Regions from separate parts of the Homo sapiens genome. Here region 1 is linked to region 2. Evidence: chromatin contacts called from ENCODE Hi-C or POLR2A ChIA-PET data. All regions are on one chromosome and are shown on one strand. The core of a region is the stretch at or near the end of the contact, and the rest is flanking DNA. Distances in the headings are between cores, read along the strand shown. Region 1 overlaps LINC00598 (long intergenic non-protein coding RNA 598). Region 2 has its middle 52 kb from the start of LINC00548.

The links. A loop is a pair of places that touch in the nucleus more often than their neighbours do. ChIA-PET counts read pairs that join two places held with the same protein, here RNA polymerase II (POLR2A). Pooled maps may share reads with other maps.
Region 1: a pooled map shows a loop between it and region 2 (2.5-fold over the local background). The contact joins two enhancer-like sites. A Hi-C loop is called at or near these places in 1 of 168 maps with a recorded cell type or tissue (esophagus muscularis mucosa) and 4 of 50 pooled maps. POLR2A ChIA-PET finds 5 or more read pairs at or near these places in 1 of 52 experiments (T-cell).

What each region holds. Positions count from the first base shown.
Region 1 is chr13:40,350,124-40,354,043 of GRCh38, forward strand. LINC00598 (long intergenic non-protein coding RNA 598) reads right to left here. Exons shown (of 7, transcript NR_024507.3): 7 at 1-179. Among named protein-coding and RNA genes, the nearest start is that of LINC00598, 130 kb to the right of the region's middle. RefSeq lists an enhancer at 2,255-2,754. Within about 2 kb of position 2,333, at least 15 of the 41 ENCODE cell types and tissues checked have a DNase peak (open chromatin) inside an H3K27ac peak, as active enhancers do.
Region 2 is chr13:40,270,204-40,274,036 of GRCh38, forward strand. No RefSeq gene overlaps it. Among named protein-coding and RNA genes, the nearest start is that of LINC00548, 52 kb to the left of the region's middle. Within about 2 kb of position 1,873, at least 23 of the 41 ENCODE cell types and tissues checked have a DNase peak (open chromatin) inside an H3K27ac peak, as active enhancers do.

The DNA.
Region 1 (3,920 bases), core at 1,083-3,582, 80 kb after region 2:
ACATTTTCTTTCACATAATTATGAAAGCAACATACACTCCAGCACATCGTCTTTGTTTTCCTTGCTCCATGCTGTTCTCCAGCCTCCAGGTCACCTGAGTCCTCAGAAAAGCACTGTCACACACACACTTCACACTCTGAGAAGACAAGGACATGTTCCAGAGGAGCTCCGATGGTATTCTGGTAAGAAAGATGAGACAGGGACACAAATCACCTACATGGTTCGAGTATGTTCCAGGGCCTGTTGTATAGCAGAGGCAGAATAGTGCTGATGTCACAACTCCAGTGTGAGATGAGCTTTGGGGACAGTGGGTAAGAAGAGCTGGCTTCTGCCCCTGCCTTGGCCACAAAACTAGCTCTATGATCTTGAGCAATTGGCTTAACCTATCTGGACATCTGTTTATACATTTGCAAAATGAGGAGGTTGAACTGGATGTCTTCCAAATTTGCTTGCCGTGCTCACATTCTAGATGCCGTGATTCTAGGAACCCATGGTTATTTATATATCAGACTTTTTCGCAATGCCCAAACAGTGTTAACAGTGTTGCCAGCCATGTCAATAATATTTTATGTATGGTATTACGATGAAGTGAATAGGTTATTTATCCTCTCTCAGTACAACTTGTGCTTCCATACAATTCTGACGTGCACGGTAAATCTCTCCTCCTTTGAACTCCCAAAGCATTTCAATCTAGACACCTCTTAGAGGACTCATCGCATTCTGCTCTATAGCATGGTTATTCAGAAAAATGCCTTATTGTTCATGACTGAATGTTAAGCTCCCTGAATGCTTCCTGGAAACCCAGTTGCACAGAGAAGGAGGAATGAGGCTTCCGGGGATGCACTCACCTGGATAACCCCAAGAGTCCAAAATAATACCTTGCGTGGAATTGACGCTCAATACTTGCTCTGAACAAACTCGTAGTTGCGGAGAATGTAAAACGTAAAAGGAATTTGCCAGATGAGTCTAACAAATCTCCCATCCTTCACTTCTCTCCCAGTGCACCAGGATGGCCAACCTGAAAACTTTGCCTAAAATTAATAAGCATAAAAGGTGGCCTGCAGTCTCGCTGCTGCTAAAGGGCTTGGGGAGACAATGCCCAATGCAGAGAGAGGAGCAGTTGCTGAGAATGTCAAGAAGCAAAGAAACAGCAGGACACGCATAATCCTAGTCATGGAATGTATTTATGAGATGGCTCTCAATATACAAAAAGGGAATGCTATATGGACCTGGAGGAACCAGCCAATATCAGATTGGCTGGCAGGCAGTTTCTCACCTGAGAAAATGAGAATTAAAAAAAAAAAAAAAATAGAGTAACTATCAAGGACCCTCTCAAGGCAAAGTCCCCTTAAGCCATATTTTCTAATCATCCTGCAAGAAACTTCAGATTGGGGCCCAGTGGTTTTATTCGAACAAGATTTCATCAGTCCTCTAAATGTACAGGCAACTCTAGAGCCCTCTATTTCCTGGGCTTGCCCCCCATCTCCCCCTGCAGATGCTCTGGGATCCCGTTAATAATCTACTTCCAAACGGCTCCTCCGTGTCCTAACCCCTGGCCACCTCTACCCTACCTCCAGGCCTCATTCCCCTGCCTGCCTGGCTGAAGGACACAGGCCTCTTTTGTCATCAGCAATCCCTACACTTGCTGGGGTCAAGGACCCTGCCTCCTTCCTACTCCATTGGGGCCCACATCCTGCTTCTCTCCTTCCACCTCAGCAACCCTCCACTGTGCTGTCTCACATTCCAGACACCTTCTCCCCTCCCTTATTGCTTTCTTCCATCACTAACACTGACTCTAGAAGCATGCTCAGTCAGGGACCCAGGAGCGAGTGATTTGGGGTGTCCTGCAGTACACCACCCAAGCACCTGCTAGTCTGGATTTCTGTGAGCTGAAGTTTTGTTTGTGTAAACTTGCAAGCTGTTTTTTATTTTCCTCCTATGTTGATTCACATTAAAACAGTTACTGAGTTCAAACTTTGGGATGGGGGCGAAGGGAGTTTACTCAGCTGAGACTGGAGATGGCCAATGGGATGGCCAAAGGGCCTCAAACCTGCTGTTCCTGGACAAATGTGCATCCTCCCCAGCCTGCCTGCCGCGGGCACAGGGTGCTGGGCTGCAGCTAGCTTCTTCCCCAAGGACTGGTGGCCAGCCACAGATCTCAGGGCTGCTTGTTTCTGATTGAAAAACTCACAGTACAAACTCTCTCGGACTAGTAGGAAAATGAGAGGCTGTTAAGTACGGAGACCTCTGTGAATTGTGCCAAGAACTCTCTGTCACACGGCCCTAGTGTGCTGAAACAGGCTGGAAAGGCCAGTCTTACAAAAGAGTTAAATGAAGGCCACATCACCAGCCCGCTGCTGCTGCAAATCTGACAGGAACAGGACGTTCTAGAATGGCTCCACCCTGGAGCCTCAATCCATCAATCCCAGCAGAGAATACCCAGTGCCAGGCTCTAACAGCTGCCCGCAGACCCCCTCTCTCACCTCTCTGCCAGGCTCCTGCTTTGTCACCAGGCTCCTAATTAGCTATGGAAACAGCACACACTTTGCATTGCGTCACTTGCATCTCTCCGTGTCCCACACATCAGCATGCGTGGCACAGAGAGCCCGTGAGTTCAGAAAGACGCAGCCTAGTGCCCTAGTTGGCTATTGTTTATCATCCGTCTTGATAACTGGCATATACTCAGGTGGCCACACAGGTTGTGTCTAAAACATCTGGCCAGTTGTTGATCTCCCCAGATGTGTGGCAGTTGGCAGTGCTGGTCCTTGTCTCCCTTTAGCCTCCTACAAAAAGTAGTCCAGCCCCTCCCCTGGCATTCCTTCCTCATGCAGTGTGGAAATCAGTTTCTGGCAGCCTGCCCACAGCTGCCCCAGCCTGGTCCCTCTTCACAGCCCACCTGCCCCTCCACCAGTCATCCCCACGTGTGCAACCACATCCACTTCTGTCCTGGCACTTTCCATCAGTGGATTTATCTCTGTCAAGTGTTCCTGCCAAGCTTTTTTCCAAGGACTGCCTTAAGTACAGCAACAAGTATACACCACCCAGAGTCTCCCTGACAGATACTGGATGAGTCTTCCGACCAGGTAGTTTGTATTTTAGCAAGAGGAACCCAAATTTCAAATTCTCGTCCTAGCTGGTATTTCCCTTCCTGAAATACAAGGGCTCCCCAAGTACTTCTCCGTGACTGATCCATTTTTCTCTCTTACAGATGTCTACAACTTTCCTACTCCCACCCCCGCAAATTCCTCCAACACAGCTCCATCGATAAAAGTCATATTTGCCTTCTAAATCACAACCCAGAATTTTCAGAAAATTTCCATGACTTCATTGCAGGCTGCTCTTTGCAATGTCTTTTTTCCTTTGTGATTCTCTCCCACTGCTGCTGGTGCCCACCTGGTTCCTACCCTCACCTTCCCTGCAGAAGCTGATGGTGGAAGTGAAGATGATGATGGTGATGATGATGGTGACGAGAGCTAACATTTACTGGGCATCAATATTGCACTGGGTGCTGTTCTAAGCACTTTACATATAAGATTCACCAAGTCTTCCCTCTGCATGTTATTTTAGTTTTTCTAAACTCTTACCTGAGAAAACTACCAGAGTGCGCAGAGGAGGGAAGAAGCCATAATAGCCAATCAGATCAATATCAATATCTCTGATGTCCTGATTTGGCATGTTTTATGGTCTTTATCCCTCTATCTATAACTCCCACATATTCAGGCCTATGTCTTCTTGGTCCTGAACATATAACCTTGCTTTTAAACTAAGAAGTAATATTTCATTTTTAAAATTGCATGTTTTTATAAACGAAACATTGAATTTCCAATGGTAAATCAAGAGAACACAGATTTGGGATAAGAATGATACATATTTTTAAGTCCTGCCTCTGCCAATTACTAGCTTTGTGATTCTGGGTGTAT
Region 2 (3,833 bases), core at 623-3,122:
CATAGCTCACTGCAGTCTCAACTTCCTGGGCTCAAGTGACCCTCCTACCTTAGCCTCTAGAGTAGCTGGAACTACAGGCACGAGGCACCACACCAGGCTAGAACCTTGATTCTAACAGTCAGTAGTATCTGGAGGAAGTCTTTAACTGAACCCCATATGAAATTGACAATAAGACTTTTTGAGAAGACTGGACTGGTATTCTGTAATGAGAATTGTCTATTATTTCACTAGATATTCTAGACAATTGAACCTGGTCCTAAATTTTCTCCCCCTAAGAAACTAGTGATAACCTTCAACCAGTGTAGCTAAGATACAGCTGTTTCTTGGATCAGTTTCTTATTTCTTTACATCCTGAGCAGTCTATGTGCCAGGACATTTTCTTCTATTAATAAAGCCATCTTAGTTTGTGTCTCTGCAATTGCCCAAAGCAAGTCCCCAAGAACCAAATTAATATCCTGTGATAGCAAGCTCCATTTCCCTTGACTGTGCTCGGCACAACATGAGTTGCAGCTTGACGCAGGAATCGACATGGGGCCCTCAGCTCTGTGCTCCTCCATCATCACTTTCTTCACCTCAAAATGAGTCCCCATGATATGCCATACTCTGCATAGGACAAAGTAGTGCACAAAAGCAAATGAGGTTTTTCCCTTAGAGGAGCTTATACTCCACAGCTGAGTTTGCTAAGGAGGCTGGGTTCTCTTTTTGAGAGCTGGTCCATGGGGTTTGTTATAAACACCATCAGCAGAAAGAGCCACTTCCTGTTGGTATCTGGGTCTAACACAGATCCCTAATTGCCCAGAAATTTGGGTGCCATAACAATGGTGACATCTCCCCAGAAGTGGGCACAGGGGAGCAACTTAGGGTATTCCCATTTCATCACTTCCCAGGATTCCACTTCCAGAGATTTCTTAAACCTGACTCCATGGTAAGTCTCTTAATTACATCAATACTCCCTTTGAGCACCTCCTATGTGCCAGGCCATGTGCTAAGAACTTTGCAATTAATCCTCTTAACAACTGTTATATTTTTTTTCAACAAATGAGGGAAAAATGGCTCAGGAATATTAAGTAACAAATCCAAGCTCACTAGAGGCAAGTGCTAGTAGAGTCAAGACTCTAACCTAACCTGACTCCAGAGACTCCCCCCAGATTGAAGAAGGTGAATACAACACAGCCAGGAGGCTCCAACATGTTTACAGCAATGAGATTTTTCCTTTTTGATCCATCTGTGGCTGAGAACAGAATTGACTCCCTTCCAGAAAAATCTAGTCTGGTCTCTGTGACTTGGAAAAATAGTCAAGTGCTAAGTGAGCCATTCAGGACCCAAGAGGGTAAAATTAACAAGCATGACAGCAGCATTCATTTTTCAGTGTCAGCAATGTTCCAGGTGTAAGGAAGGACCCTAATTATTATCAGGCCACACACACGGTTTTCCTTCCTGCCTTGTGGCTCAGAGTGGTCGGCAAGAGCTACAGGCATCTTCCTGCCACATGAGTGGAGCTAGCGGAGGCCAAACGTCACTCAGAGACACCCAGGCCCCACCCCAGAGACTGACAGGAGCAACTACCACACTCAGTCCTCTCTCGGTTCCAGGAGCCACCATGTCCAAGCCAGTCCAAGCCAGAGAAAGGGGCCAGGCATGCCTCACGCCACCTCCCGAGATAGGCTTTGTTATTTGAATTTAAGGCCACCCCGAACTGCATGGCAGTTTTCTTAGTGGCCTTCCACAGAGCCACCTGTCTCAAGGCAGCACTCTCAGGGTTCTTGCTTCCTACAACCGAAGCTGGAAGGAGGAACCTCAGATTCCTTTATGGGTAGGAAAGAGATTGCAGAGAAAAACAGCCTCTTTGTGAAAGGCTGATTTGAAAAGGCATGCACAGATGAGTTAGAATCTGGGACTGTGTCCAGGTGGAAGTCTTGCCTGGAATTCCTAATGCATTCTTTCTGTTATTAAAATAATATAAGCAACCGGGGTGGCTTGTTGCTTCTCTGCATGTAGTCAATTTGGCTCATGCTGTGTGACCATTTAAAATCTGACCTCAAGTGGTGCCAATTTAAAAATCTTTTCATTCTGGGTATGTTTCCATTCCACACAACAAGCCCATGGCTATTCCCTAAACTATTTTCTCCAAGCAAAGAGTAACTCAGTAGAACCAAGCTTCTTGCCAGACGTGATGCAATCAGCCAAGCCACCCAATGTCTTGTGTCCCTGGCTCCACCCCACTTTTCTCCCCACGGCCAGCTGTCTGCTTCCAACAGGTCCACTTTTCTGGTCTGTCCTGTCTTTCCCTAGAGCACAGTCCTCCCTTTATTGTCAGGGAAGGTGTTTTCAGGTGGCTGGGTAGACATGGCATTTTCTCCTTCTCACACAGGGAGAGAAGCTCTGCCCTGCCTCCCCCACCGAGCTGTGAGTCATCAACACACAAGATGACAGAGTCTTTTGCAAAGATAAATGATGGAGGTGGAAGATCAAGATGTACCTAGATTTGCCTTCTAAGAGCTAGTTTGCAACTTCCTTTGACCTCTATATTCTCCCAAAGAAACATGAGGTAAAACACAGAAAAAGCATCATGTTTTTCCTGAGGCATTCAGCCTTCCAAGATGTAGCTAAGAAGAAAGATTATATATGTATATAAATCTATAAAACCCTTATCTTGGTAGCTCTGATTCACCCACTTGTGTTGCCAAAATAACCTATTCAGGCTTTTAGGCATCTGGAGAAGTGAGAGTCACCCCTGGAACTCCTAAAGACCAAAGAGATGAGCTCATGCAAAATCTGCCACCTCAGTAACCTGCAAAGAAGCATGAAGAAGCTGAACAGGCGGGGCTTGGTGGCTCACACCTGTAATCCCAACACTTTCAGTGGCCAACGCAGAAGGATCTCTTGAGGCCAGGAGCTCGAGACCAGCCTGGGCAACGTAGTGAGACCCTCTGTCTACAAAAAATTTAAAAATTATCTAGGTATGGTGGTGTGTGCCTATAATCTCAGCTCCTTGGGAGGTTGAAGCGGGAGGACCGCTTGAGCCCAAGAGTTTGAGGCTGCAGTGAGCTACAATCACACCTCTGCACTCCAGCCTAGGCAACAGAATGAGAACCTGTTTCTTTTAAAAGAAGAAGAAGAAGCAGAAGCTGAGGAGCCCAGCACCTCCGCCTTCCTGCCATCACTGCCAGTTCCTTTGCCAGGGCTTTCCTCTGGCCCTCTAAGGACATCCTATTTTATCTGAGGCTCAGAGCAGATGAAAACGCAATTGTAGCACTTACAGCATCCACATAGGAACAGCCAGTTGTCATGATCTCTGAGAGGAAGGAAATAAGATGGTGTTTTATTTTTAAGTAGCCCAAGAGATTTCAATGATGGCATTAAAATTTTAATCACAAACTCCTTAAGTTAGGGGGAAAAAAATTAAAAAGCCCACAAAGGACTCATTGTATAAGAGAGTTTCACCATTTGGAGTTCTTTTATAAATTTGTGTCAGATCACAATTTGCTGTCTGAGAAATGTAAATTAGTTATTAATGAGCCAAAATTCTAACATCAAAGGCTGTGCAGCCACATGCCAGGGAGAAACAAAGAGCTCTCCCAGCACCGTCAACTGCTCCCCACCCTGGCCTGAATGCGGCATTCATCCTGAGGCGCTTTACTGCCTTATTAAGGAGATCACTTTTCTCAAATGTGATGGCACAGGGCACCTGGATCATTAGCGTCACCTCCACCTGAGCACTACGTGACTGTCAGAATCCCAGGCAGTAGGCAGTGTGTGTGCACCAAAAGGCAGCTTTCCACAAAGCTGCGCCGAGGCCCCCTTTCTGCCTCACTCGCGCAGCTGACCGTTTT